Linked DNA regions of Mus musculus: region 1 is linked to region 2. The links are chromatin contacts, found by Hi-C or POLR2A ChIA-PET in ENCODE. All regions are on one chromosome and are shown on one strand. Each heading gives the region's core, a stretch centred on a gene start or an enhancer-like site at or near the end of the contact. The rest is flanking DNA. Distances are from core to core; before and after follow the strand shown.

Evidence for each region. Hi-C counts contacts between places; a loop is a spot of excess contacts on that map. ChIA-PET counts read pairs that join two places held with the same protein, here RNA polymerase II (POLR2A).
Region 1: POLR2A ChIA-PET joins it to region 2 with 15 read pairs in Patski. The contact joins two enhancer-like sites. A Hi-C loop is called at or near these places in 1 of 37 maps with a recorded cell type or tissue (v-Abl transformed pro-B cells). POLR2A ChIA-PET finds 5 or more read pairs at or near these places in 4 of 5 experiments (Patski and embryonic stem cell).

Annotation. Positions count from the first base shown.
Region 1 is chrX:38,471,843-38,474,542 of GRCm38, reverse strand. No RefSeq gene overlaps it. Among named protein-coding and RNA genes, the nearest start is that of Lamp2, 17 kb to the right of the region's middle. Within about 2 kb of position 1,267, at least 1 of the 3 ENCODE cell types and tissues checked has a DNase peak (open chromatin) inside an H3K27ac peak, as active enhancers do.
Region 2 is chrX:38,563,205-38,565,944 of GRCm38, reverse strand. Cul4b (cullin 4B) reads left to right here. Exons shown (of 23, transcript NM_028288.5): 3 at 839-1,012; 4 at 1,737-2,282. Among named protein-coding and RNA genes, the nearest start is that of Cul4b, 12 kb to the left of the region's middle. Within about 2 kb of position 1,329, at least 1 of the 3 ENCODE cell types and tissues checked has a DNase peak (open chromatin) inside an H3K27ac peak, as active enhancers do.

The sequences.
Region 1 (2,700 bases), core at 18-2,517, 91 kb after region 2:
TAGAAACTCAAGATTTTAAAGCAGACAAGTTATCCAATGTGAGGAATAATAGATTTTAAAAGAGCCATTTTTTTAACTTGTTACTTAGAAGCTAGGCTGACACTGATTTGTGAATCCTGGAAGTGTGCTTTTTGAAGCAAGTTTTGTTGACATGTAAATTACACATATTTTGAGTGTACAGTTTGGTAAATTTTGAAGGAAATTAGGTGCAGGAGACGATGGTGATGTCTCTGTGCAGCCAAGTAAGTTATTTGCTAAGCCCAAACCAAAGCTGGGCTTCCTGGCATGCTCATGCTTGTATATAGCATGCTGGCTGAGCAGGGACGCAGAAACTTCAAAAGCACAGCCTGCCAGTAAAGCCAGGAGCACCAACTGTAGACCTAAGGGACAGCCCCTTTTCTCGAAAAGGCCATAATTAATTGATAGGGCTTGAATGTTGCTCTTGGCGCCAACGCAAAGAATAAAGCAGCATCCCACGGTAAAAAAACAAACTGCATTTAAAGCCCAGGCCTGCAGGGGGAGAAAGCTCCTGGAAGAATGCCTGCAAGGCAGCGGAGCCGGGGAGTCTTTCGCTCAAAAGTACAATAGTTCCTTCGGGATGAGCAAAGTTGCTTTGACTTTTGGCAGCGCGGCGTGGCCTCCGTGCGCAGCGTAAGGCTCTGGAACGCGGAGGACACAAAAAGCCAACGCCGCCTCTGGAGATTCTGGGCCCCTCTGCTTCCAAAATCATCCCACTGCCCTAAGGTGCTCCACCCTCAGCCTAGGTCCCGCCCACGGGACAAAGCAAAGGATACTCTGAACTCTATGCTCCCCAGCCCGTGACAGTGGCTAGAGGGGGTGGAGGCGGCAGGAGGCTGGGTCCGCCTAAGTTTCGGTTTTTTTTTTTTTCCAACTATTCACGTGATTGTCCGACTCCTGACTCAGCGATTTCCCTGAACCGCCGCCTTTAATTTCTTGGTTTGTCATCACCGCCTTCTCCTTTTTCTTTTACGGTCTTAGCTACCACTTTAGAACATTTGAAACGGAACTTTCTTATTCGACACAAACTACAAATGACTTGGAAATTAAAAAAAATAAAATAAAAGTCGAGACTTGAAAGCCGGGAGTGGTCACTGCGTCTTCAGGTTTAGGATCACCGGTTGAGAGTCCAGCCTAGGATATACCGCGAGATCCTGTCTGAAAAAAAAAGAAATCACAACTATTTTTAAACTAAGCAGCCAGGCGCAGTGGCACACGCCTTTAATCCCAGCACTTGGGAAGCAGAGGCAGGCTCAAGGCCAGCCTGGTCTACAAAGTGAATTCCAGGACAGCCAGAGCTACACAGAGAAACCCTATCTCAAAAAACAAACAAACAAACAAACAAAAACAAAAAACTAAGCTAGCCCAATTTATTTCAAGCCCACAAAATGATAACGTGTTTTAAAATAACCATGTGGCTGATTTCCCAGGGAAGCAACGACCACACATTTTCTTCTTATTCTACCTTAATTCTGGATTGTTATAGATTGTTCTTGTTTCTCTTTTTGTTAATGGATACAAATATGTATGCTTACTAATATATAAATTGATTATTACAGTTGTTTATAATGTACACAATATTGGATATGTTGCTACTTAGATATTTTTATTATTTTAACTATGTGTACAACTGTCCACATGAATATGTGTATAGTGCTAGAGAGGTCAAGTTGTCCTGGAGTTGGAGTTACAGGTGGTTGTGGCAAAGAACAGGGGTGCTGGGAACCTAACATGGGCCCTCTGGAAGAGCAGTCAGTAAGTGCTTTTAATCAGCACCATCTCTCCAGCCCCCATGACACCTTTTCTTTTGAAATGTCAAAATCAAGCTAGTGAACCTATACATGGTCTATTATTCTTGTTTCCTGTAATGAGAACACAAAAGCTACTTTTAGCTATTGGGAAGGTCTTAAAATATAGCTATCAAATACTGTCACTGTGATGAATAGTATCTACAGACCCAATGGAAGAATTAGAAGATAGGATAAAATATAAAATCAGGTCTAGTTGTGGACACCTGTGATGCCTGGAGAGGCAGGGACATTAAGTGCCTGGAATTCCAGGCCAGCCTGTTATAACTGCTCTCTGCCCTCGAAATTTTTAAGAGATTTTATAAATAATTGCCAAGACTTTTTTCCTTCTTCTCCTCCTTACCGTTCTGTACAAATCAATTTCTTAGAAAGCAAACTTTTACTTTCACTTTTAAAATTTAATTTTTAAATTATGTATATATGTGTATGTGTACATGAATGCAAGTGGCCGTGGGTACCAGAAGATAGTGTCGGAACCCTTGGAGGTGGAGTCCTTGATGATAGGTTATTTCTCCACTAATGACCTGAGCCAATTCAAACCAGATTCGATTATATTAAATACAGGTTTATTGGGAAGCTGTTCTTGAGTTCATTGGGCCCAAGGACCAAGCCCAGGGAAGTCACCATGGGAGGGGATGGGGAAAAGACAGAGAAAGGGCAGAGAGAAAAGGAGAAGAGGAGAAAGGGAGAGACCGAAATGCCTGGATTATATAGTGAAGAGCCTCTGGGGAAGCGCAGCCCAGCCTCTGGGCTGGAAAATTCAGGGTTGGGGGCAGGTTATGCCAGGTAGGGACTGAGGGATTCTGGGAGAATATGGAAGCCAGGTCTGCTTTGATGTGTAAAATATGCACCTTGTCCTCAGTCCCTTTGCTTG
Region 2 (2,740 bases), core at 80-2,579:
GGCCCAGCCTGGCCTCAAACTAGGTATACTCCAGCCTTAGCCTCCAGAGCACCGGAATGACAGGTATTTGCCAGTGCTGTCTAAAAACTGTCCCGCGGGTTAAGTAAAAAAAAACAAAACAAAAATCCGAGACTTTACAGAGTTTATCGTTGGTAATTTAAATTCCGAGTTATTTATTTATTTTTTTATCAACAATCTTAATTAAAACTTGAGGTCTCATGGAACACACTGGTAGGGAAACAGACTTTTGCCAATAGTGTATCTAAACTGAGAGTTGGTAAATGAAGTGAGTCTGAGCTTTGTTTGGTTTACAGATTACTGATTTGATAGGGTGGGAGGGGTGAACCCTGAAATTGTGCTGGATGAGGCTACATGGCCTTCGAAAGTACCTTTACTCTTGCCAGTAATCTTAGAAAATGCTCTCGGTAGGAAGGTAACAGAATGTCCGTCCAGCTGTTCTTATTGAGGCAATCAAAATGCGGGCCCTGTGGGATGTTGTGTTACAGAGAAAAATGAGAGATTGTGTTGCTGCACTGAGTAAAAAACTTTCCTCCTAGCTAAGCCCTCTCCGCTCCCTGATCATAGCGATAGTCCTCTCTAGCAGGGGGCATGCTTAAGTTTCCTCTTACTTCAGCTTCTTCCCGTGGCCTTGCAACTCCTTAGTCCTTCATCTTGGTAAAGTTTCCCTTCGCCTTACTTTTCTTCCCACCCTCTTCTTTTCCCCAGATAGTTTACCCCGCCCCTAGCCTGCACCACCTACTCTGCCTCACCGGAGGCTTCCCGCTTCTTCTCCCGCCCCCCCGCCCCCCAACCAACCCTATCTGCCCGCCCTCCGCAGGTTCGGAAACCTCCAATCAAGAGCGCCGAAGGTGTCGCCAAGGTCCGCCCCGCCCTCCCTATCCACCTCTTTTACCCCCCGTGTTCCCTCCCCCAACCCCCCCACCTCAAGTCCGGCGGACCCGGGGGCTTCAGGATCTGGGAGCTATGAAAAGTGTCTGCCCAGGCACTTCCGGTAAGAGCGATGTGGCGCGAAGCTCCCCGCGGGACCCTTAAGGATCGGGTGGCCGACGGTGAGGGAGCCCGGTGGGGAGGGTGCCGGCAGGGAAGGGGTGCGGGAACCGGACCCCGAGTGAGCTGCCCGGAGTGAGCGTTCCGGGCGCTTCCAGCCGCCCCACGGTGAGTCGGCGCCCCCGCCTCCCAGGCCGCTCGGGTCCTCCTCTCCACCCCCCACTCCGCGAGGGTGACGCCGCCTCTCCACGGGCGCCGCGTGACCGGAAGTGGCGCCATCTTTAGCCTCTTGTGCTATTGACAATAACAAGCCTTGGCTCGCTCCCCCTCCCCCTCCAGCCCTGCAGCTCCCCTCCCTGAGAGAGGGAGAAAAGGAGGAGGAGCTGCAAGCTTCACTGGCTCCCTCTCCCCAGTCGCGCCTGCGGAAAGTGGGGAAGAGGGGACGAAAGCAGGGGAGGGGGGACGGCAGGGCTGTTTACCTGTCTGCCTCCTTCACCCCCCCACCCCCCGTTCTGTTCACTGCCGGTGTCAGCCTATCCGCCTTCCCAAGCCCTCCCATTCCCCCGGTGTGCCCCCCCCCCCACTTTCCTCCTCGTCCTCTGTGCTTCTCCTCTTCCTTCCCTTCCCCCTCCAGCATTGCCACCTCTCCTACAAGCACGCAGGCACATAAACGTAGGCTTTTGATGCTCCTCTGCCTGTTGACCCCGCTATTTTCATGTTTCCAACAGGTTTTTCTTCCCCCAATCCCTCTGCTGCTTCTGCTGCTGCTCAGGAGGTCAGATCTGCCACTGATGGTAATACCAGCACCACTCCGCCCACCTCTGCCAAGAAGAGAAAGTTAAACAGCAGCAGTAGCAGCAGTAACAGTAGTAACGAGAGAGAAGACTTTGATTCCACCTCTTCCTCTTCCACCCCTCCACAACCCAGAGATTCGGCGTCCCCTTCAACCTCGTCCTTCTGCCTTGGGGTTCCAGTGGCCACTTCCAGCCACGTACCTATACAGAAGAAGCTGCGGTTTGAAGACACCCTGGAGTTTGTAGGGATTGATACGAAAATGGCTGAGGAATCTTCCTCCTCATCTTCCTCATCTTCGCCAACTGCTGCAACCTCACAGCAGCAGCAGCAGCAACAACTTAAAACTAAGAGTATATTAATTTCTTCTGTGGCTTCAGTGCACCATGCAAACGGCCTGGCTAAATCTTCTACCGCGGTCTCTAGCTTTGCTAACAGCAAGCCCGGCTCAGCTAAGAAGTTAGTGATCAAGAACTTTAAAGGTAACCAAGGCCAAAATCCATAATCACCTACTAAGAATTTGACACTTGAGCAGTCACGTGTGTGCTATTTATGTTAATATATTGAACAGTATAGAGGTTGCCTAATGTTTTATGCGTAATCAATGAGTGGAAGGGAGGTCCTGTTTTTGGTGGAGGGTTCTTTCCCGAGGTGTTTGTGTCCTTCCTGTGAAGCATACTCTTTGAGTGTTTCCATCCAATGTTTTTGAGGTCTGTCTCACCCGTTCTAGTTCTATTTGATCTGCTGTTCCTTCCCACATTGACAGTATGGTTGATAGAGATTTTACTGGTGAGAAACTTGTTTTCTAATGAGGTCCATTTCAGGTGCATAGTGAGTCTTGGCACTACTGAGATTCTTGTTTTTATAGGCCACATACTCCAATCCCTAAAAATGTAGGTAGCAAGGGTGACAGTTTCCTTTTTAAATGAGATTTATGGTT